Regions from separate parts of the Homo sapiens genome. Here all the other regions are linked to region 1. The links are chromatin loops, found by intact Hi-C in ENCODE. Cell type or tissue: GM12878. All regions are shown on one strand. Region 1 has its middle 540 kb from the start of FBXO33. Region 2 has its middle 480 kb from the start of FBXO33. Region 3 has its middle 440 kb from the start of FBXO33.

Evidence for each region. Peaks named below come from ENCODE experiments on the same cell type or tissue, not always from the same donor. Only the 100,000 strongest peaks of a DNase experiment are listed, where the experiment ranks them.
Region 2: a loop joins it to region 1, with 6 times the contacts of the local background. A loop is called at or near these places in 1 of 110 quality-filtered maps.
Region 3: it touches region 1 in a loop (3-fold over the local background); 1 of 110 quality-filtered maps calls a loop at or near these places.

The regions. Positions count from the first base shown.
Region 1 is chr14:39,973,087-39,975,586 of GRCh38, forward strand. No RefSeq gene overlaps it. Among named protein-coding and RNA genes, the nearest start is that of FBXO33, 540 kb to the left of the region's middle. In GM12878, no CTCF peak of the experiment used is centred here; a DNase peak (open chromatin) is centred at 1,155.
Region 2 is chr14:39,911,191-39,913,690 of GRCh38, forward strand. No RefSeq gene overlaps it. Among named protein-coding and RNA genes, the nearest start is that of FBXO33, 480 kb to the left of the region's middle. RefSeq lists an enhancer at 1,513-1,572. In GM12878, no CTCF peak of the experiment used is centred here; a DNase peak (open chromatin) is centred at 1,451.
Region 3 is chr14:39,875,998-39,878,497 of GRCh38, forward strand. No RefSeq gene overlaps it. Among named protein-coding and RNA genes, the nearest start is that of FBXO33, 440 kb to the left of the region's middle. In GM12878, no CTCF peak of the experiment used is centred here; a DNase peak (open chromatin) is centred at 1,211.

The DNA.
Region 1 (2,500 bases):
TCCCACAAGCCTGGGTGGGGACAAAGGCAGGGATGTAAGCCAGAAGTGGGAAAACTAGACAAAGGGAAAAGGTGGAAACTTGAGACAGAAGTGGGAATGTGAAGAGGAAGCCTGACATGATAAAACTCACAGTGCAGGACCCTTGGGGCTATTTTCCTGCAAGAGCAGCCCACTCCTCTCTTGGTGTGTGCTTATTTTTTTCTGCAATAAGCTCTTTTTTTTCCTGTTTTCTTTCAGTGAAGCTCTCTGTTATCTTTAAACCACCTCTTGACTGAAATCTTTCTCCCAAGTTGACAAGGACTGGGACTTCTGTGCTTCCTGGTAACAATCCCAGATTGTAGCAGAGTGACATAACTTGGTAGTAAATGAACTATGTTCAGTAGATGTATTTTAGTCCATCATGTTAATCATTACTGATCAAAATAGATGTTTTTTGAAGCAGCTCTGAATTAAAAGTTTAAAAAGTACCAACTTATGCTCCTAAAACATACAATGACATAACTTGGTAGTAAATGAACTATGTTTAGCAGATGTATTTTTGACATACATCATGTGAATCATTACTGCTCAAAATAGATGTCATTTGAAGCAGCTCTCAATTAAAAGGTTAAAAAGTACTCAACTTATGCTCCTAAAACATGAATAATGAGAAAAGAGCCAAAAAATCTGAATCATAAGTGGAAAATGAAATGTTATAATTATGGAGAAGCTTGGTTGAATAGTCAACACTTAGATAGGTACAAATGTGAGTTGTGCATAATTTGAAACTCTCCAAGGATCATTCTTGGCCTTGAATGACCTCAGCTTCCTTAAGAAGACAGCTTATGTTTTGTTTCATTCCAGTTCAAATATCAGCCCAATCCTGTGAGTAGCCAAATCATAACCACTTCCCAATTTATCAGTCTCAACTTCAGAATAGTCTAGGAGGATGTAAGATGGGGCTTCTTGGTGGTGGAGATCTGCAAGATTCAGACTTCCTGTTCCTCCTGGATTTGCTTTCCCAAACCTGCCCTAGCCTGATGATGCAGCATGGTGTGTGTGTGCTGGAGTGGGTTCCTGGAGATATTTACGTATGTGTGGCCAGTGGGTGAGAGGTGCTATTCACTGCCTGTTGGTTACTTATGAACTTGATGTGAAACTGGTCATTGGTTCCCTGAGTGACTGGGGTTTGTGTTCTGACTGTTAGCTGCAGTATAATTATTAATCTTTTGAGGGCTCTGCTCAGCTTTGCTGTGCACAGTTCTGTGGTAAGTTTTCTTCCCACAAAGGTGAAACCTTTTGCTATTGGAGTTTTCATGAACTGTTGGGTATCCATACAACTTCCTCTTCATTGAAGAGAATCTCATACCTCTTAGCAACACCTGCTCTCAGCTTTGCTTACTTTCACCTGCATGGTCCCCCTCTCCTGGCACTCAGCAAATAACTTAGCAAATCGTAAAAAATGCCATCACATTCTACACAGTTGCAGAAAACTGTGCAAGTGCTTCTATTCTGCCCCTCACTGAAGGGGTGAGTTGAATGTGCCCTCTTCCTCCATGGCGAAGGATCCTTGATTGAGGATTAGGAGTAGTTTATATTCTGTACTGCTCCATGAAAAGACGGCTTCCCTTAGGCACTCTAGCTCCCTTATATAAAAAATGGTAGTGTGTAGACTGGTACTTAGAATTTGATGGGATACTTTATTTTAGTAATCCCTGAGACAAGACGGTTAACAACACAGTGAGAGTCTGACAGTTTTTTCCTAGTTGAAATGATTCCTTCAGCAATCCTAGCACATTCTATTTAACTCTTGATCCAAGAGTGCTCTGTTAACAGTTCTAGGCCACAGCTGAACATTAGACTCATCTGGACATATTTAAAAATTGTAACCCTTGGAATTCAACCCAAATCAATAAATCAGAATTTTGGGGGCGTATAATCCTAGCACCAGTATTTTTTTAACCAATAGGCTAGAAGGGAAGCCTAGTGAAGATGAATGAACATCCTGTCAGTTCATTGCAACCATATAATCCATAGGAGGAAAGTATTATACTGAAAACTCTAAAATGAAGAAGCTGATATAGTTGATAAAAGGATTTTAGTTCTTAATTTCAAGTCAGCCAAGACAAAGAGAGAAACAGGTTGTGCAGCTATAGTCTAATTAAAAGATACATTAATAGTTGTTTAGAGTTAAAATATTTTGCCCAGATAGAACGAATTGATTGTATGAGTCTTTATGCATTCAAAGGGATAATGGCTCATGTCTTAGATAACAACTTCATAATACAAAAAATGCCACATATTGCTATTGCTTTTGTTTATCATTCATAAAAGCTGAGAAATATGACAACATGAAGGAAGAATAGGCAGTGTTGTGACGCCATTAACTTGCTCTGATTTTCCTGTCAACACATTGGTTTATAAATGTTAATGATACTGTATGATCATTGTTTGGGCAACCACGTAAATGACCATGTTGGGAAATGCTATGCATAACCCAGATTGACTCAAGCAGTCCTGA
Region 2 (2,500 bases), 62 kb before region 1:
TCTTCTTTAATAGGATGTTACATATTCAAAATAATATTGTGATTATTGCCTTCTAAAATCTCAGAACAGTTGAGAAAATGTGCCTAGCAAGAGTAAATCATTATTTAAACTACAGTATTTGGATGACAGAATATTATAATTGATAAGTGAAGAAAATGTATTTGAGGATATTAATTTTTAGTAAAGTACCTGGTATAGGAAGGGTCTCATGAAAGTTTCTTAACTAAATTAATTAAATGGATTTGGCTAGAAACATCACAAATTAGATTAAAAATTGTCCCAAGTATCACAAACTAGATAATGATGATATTGCATGTTAAAGCAGGTAGCTTAGATTGCAGTTAGTAGAAAAGCTCAGCTTTGAATTTTATATAATTTTGTTATGAATGTCATGGAACTGAAAGAAATTGATAAAAATTTCAGTTTCCATGTAGCAGAAAATATCACTAAAATCTTGAAATTTCATGAAGTTATTGTGGACAGTTGTAAATATGATCATAGAACAACAAAGCAAGAGCTAATTTGAAAAAAAATGGAATCAAAATCGAGAGGATAAAATTTCATTTATGACCACAAATGATAATTTAAAGAAAAGTGAGTAGTTTTAATGTTCCAGGTTTCTTCTTTTATGCTTGATATTCTGCCTTGAGATTCTAACTGAGAAGTGAAGTCTTGGTCCTGTGTCCCTCTCTCTTCTCTCCTCTCAGAGAAGCCATCTACTTGGCGGGCTTCAGAGGTTACATCTGAGTTGATGACTTCCTCGCAGGTCTGTAGTGCTAGACTACGAGTTTGGTCCTGTGTCTCCATCCATCAACAGGGTATTTTCTCTTTTAGTATTGTCTTCATATGAAACACAAAATGCTAAAAGCGTTTAAAAATGGCCTTATATGTCTCACTCCAGGTTTCTTCTCCCACTAAACTTGCTCATTTCTGTAAAAGTGTGCTCATTCTGTAAAGTGTGCTGTAAGACTGAAATCTTAAGCTTATTTTTTATTTCTTTCTCCATTATTCTTCATGTTCAATGAATTCATCTAATGGGGACTGTTACTTCTTCCACGGTGTGTTTTTCTCATGGGAAACATCCTTAGTTTTCTGGCAAACTGAGATTACCTTGGGTGTAAATCTCTGTAAATAGTTTTCTAGCAGTTTCAGTGACCCCAGATTATCATTGACACCTTTGATCTTTTTTAACCTTTTGAGGTGGATATTATCCAGATCTTCCAGAATATGTGGTGAGCATCTTTGTTTCAGTCTAGTTATTTGTAACAATTTATATTTCCTCTAATCTTATTGAAATGACCGAAAGTCGTATGTGCACATGCATATGTGTGTACTAAAGTCGCTGTCTGTGCTGTAGCAGAAGTGATTCTGAGAAATATCTGGAAAGTATAGTGAAACCTTGAGTAATTTGTGAAAAGTATAGTGAAGGTAAGCTTGGACTGAGGTAAAGGAAAATACCATAAAAAGTAAATACCTAGGTTTCCACAAGAGTGCAGTGAACCACTGATGTCAGACCAGCAAAGACTGGGAGCAAGGCGTTGATGAAGCAGGCAGCAAATGAAAGACCTGAGGGCTTCCTCAGAGCCCAGCTCATGGTGGTGGGGTTGGTGGACATTCATCCTGAAGCTTCCTCTGGTAGTGAAGGTGGAAAGGCAAGGCTGGGGCTACAGTAATGGGCCAGTAATAAGGTGAATAAAGCAGCTAGTGAGAGGAGGTTCTCCTTCAGCTACCTTCAATCTGCTATAACAAACAGCAGGCTTTCCTTTTCAGTTTATCAACCGTAACTGGGACAGCATGGCCCCATTGAACTGCAAGAGAGGGTAGAAAAACATATCACCTTTTCAGCCTCTGTAGTGATAGTGAGAAAGGGAATGTGTGTTAAACAACTGGCAATGTTTGTCTTTATAGAAATCCAGACTAGAGTAGTAACAGTGAAGGACATTGAAAAATTTGTCCAAGAACTGTCTCCTATAAAAGTGCTCATCTCAGAAAGATTTAGAAGATTAGCGTTCTCCCTATGTTTTAAAAACATGAGATAATTCCAATGTTTAAGTCTTCTAAAATATATAGAATTAATGGGGAATCTTCAGTTTGTTTTATGAGACCTAATAGCAGAAAAATAGAAAACTACATATGAATATAGTTTAGGATGAGATAAAAATTTAAAAATAAAATATTAAGAAATAGAAATTAGCTGTATATTAAAGAAATACTATAATGAGATCAAGTGGAGTTCAGTATAGTGTCATGTGATTCAGTGTTATATTTCTACAAAAATTTTCTACAAAAATTTGGATGTGCAAACTGAAAGGTAGATTTGAATAAATGTGAGGAATTTTAAAATGCCTAGAATAAACTTAATAAACCTTCTGACATGGTTTTAAATATTCCCTTATGTGGGAGTACTTTAGGAAAAGCAAATGTTTGCTGAGTATTTTCTTTGTGCTAGAAACTTCATAGGCACAATATCATCTAATCCTCTTAAAAATTCTCAAGATAG
Region 3 (2,500 bases), 97 kb before region 1:
CCTCTCATTGTGCCTGTCAAGAAACCAAGCAGTCATGGTGTTGTGCCTTAAAGTCTCTGAGGATAATATCAGAATTGGCATGGAAGGAGGATAGCTGGAGAGAACCTAACTGGAAACTTTTCGGTAAATGAGGGGAAAAGCCCAGGGCATGAGTAGAAGACAGCAATAAGGAGGGCTATAGCATGTTATAGTAAACAACAACAACAAAAAGACTTAGAGTAACAGGAATTTTAATAAAAGGTAGGAGTGTTAATAGTCTAGAAGAGGAAACAAGGAACATGGATGATGCTGAATCTCTGCTGGACCCCAAGGTGCAGGGATGTGTGGGACCAATGGCCTCTCCTCGATGGCACTATAGGGACAGTACTTCACAGAGAGCTAGGTTCCAGTGCAAATGAGGACGTGGAATGTTCTTCTTTTCTCCCCCTCTATGTGCTGTCTCTGGGACGTCACTTACACTCCCATTGTAGCAGGACGAACCTCAGACAAAACCTCTCAGACACCAAGCTGTAGAAGGAAGGGCTTTATTCAGCTGGGAGCATTGGCAAGCTACTGCCTTAAAATCCGAGCTCCCCGAGTGCACAATATCTGTCCCTTTTAAGGGCTCACAACACTAAATATTTCACATGAAAGGGTCATGATTGATTTGAGCAAGCAGGGGGTACGTGACAGGGGCTGCATGCACTGGTGGTCAGAGAGAAACAGAACAGGGCAGGGAGTTTCACAATGTTCTTCTATACAATGTCTGGAATCTATGAATAACATCGGTTTCTAAGTTAAGAGTTGATTTTTAACTACTGGGTTTAGGCCAGGCAGGCCCAGGCCTGGTTTCGGGCCTGGCGCCGGGCTGCCTGTCTTTGGTTTTACTTCCTCGTTGTTTTTTCTTAAAACAGGTACTGAGTATAAAACAATATAAAATAATATGAGAGGGTCTTTCTCTTCCTTCACCATGGTTTCTATTATAATGTAAATGATGACTTTATCAGTCCCTCCTCTCTCACTGGTCAAAGGTTCAATCCATGTGCTACTGAATCCCCCCACTTCAGGTGGTACACATGTGGTCACCGAGTGAGTTCTGAGGGATGAGCAGGGCAGCCCCAGGGTGGGAGGTGAGAGACATGCAAGGTTTAAAGTTGTGACTGTATGAAGTTGGTCAGAACCCACCAAGAGCTGGTTAATATTGTGGCAGCTGAAACAAGAGCAGGGTGAGGCTGAGAGCATCTGAAATGATGCAGAAGAGGGTCTAACATGTTGGGTAACCTCTACTTACCTCACAGAGATCAGTTCAAATATCAGTTTCTCCAGGAAGTCATCCCTGATGCTACAATGAGATCCCTCCAGTATACACTCATGGTCTCCTACACTTTCCTGTTGTAAAAGTCATCATATTTTGCTGTTGTAACTTGTAGCGTAGGTGATTTGTCTTTCCCATGAAATGTGTCAATTCTGAGGGCAGGTTTATGGTCATCTATCACCATGAGGTTTGCCCTACCTTTGCCCTACAATGCTTCATACAGCTCTGCCTGATATAATGTAGGTTCTCAATAAATATGTGTAGCATGAATGGATGAAATTTTGAATTAGTAAAACATAAAATCATGTGTTATTCTTCCAGAGCAAACCACTTTAGCAGAGGTACTTTCAGAATATAAACTGATTACTAAAGGTTAGTTTGCCTTGTTAAGGCTTTCACGGGCTGTCAGGCTGTAACCTGAAATAATGACTCGGGTGGAACATGCATTCTGACCAGTGAGGCTCTGCATCCCTTAGGTTCACTTGTTTTGCAAATTAGATTTGTCAGGTTGGAAGTTCAAATGAAAGCTCTTTTTTTTACTGCTGCTCTTTGGCACATTCTAATGAGAGCCATAGCTCCTGAGTTGTTGCTTCAGCATTCACATCTAATAGGAAAGAAATTGAAAGCTAAAAGGAAACCTTGAGGCTCCAGAACAGCAGGTCCGTCAGGCAGCATGCTTAGCTCCATTCTTAAACTGTGTCTTCAATGAGAAAGGCTCTGACTACTGCATTGTGCCCAGCAAGAAAAGCTGGGTAAAGGAGATGTCACAAAGGGAAGCAGCACCAGCGTTCATTCTGAACCCTTTCTGTGCCATCTTCAGTCAACTTATGTCATAGGGAAGTCATGCTGCTTGCTAATGATGTTCCCACCTGGGGACCCCATTGTTGAGTGATGTCCTTGATGCCAACTCACACATTCCAGCTAATTCCAACCCTATTACATATTCAGTATTTTTCTTGGAACCAATTAAGCTAATGGGAGAAACAAAATAGAACTCTCTTTTCCCAAGAAATCATTCAACCAGAATTTTTAAGACAAAGAACTGGAAACTGGGTATACTATCAAGAGCCCTAAAATACATATAGAGTGATTCAAATCTGAAATTGCATGAAGTGATTCTCTTATCCTGGAGAGGACTGATGTATGAAGAAGCCACTTGTTTAGATTGGTAGCCTTCATTTGTCCACCAAGAGTATCGATTTCTTT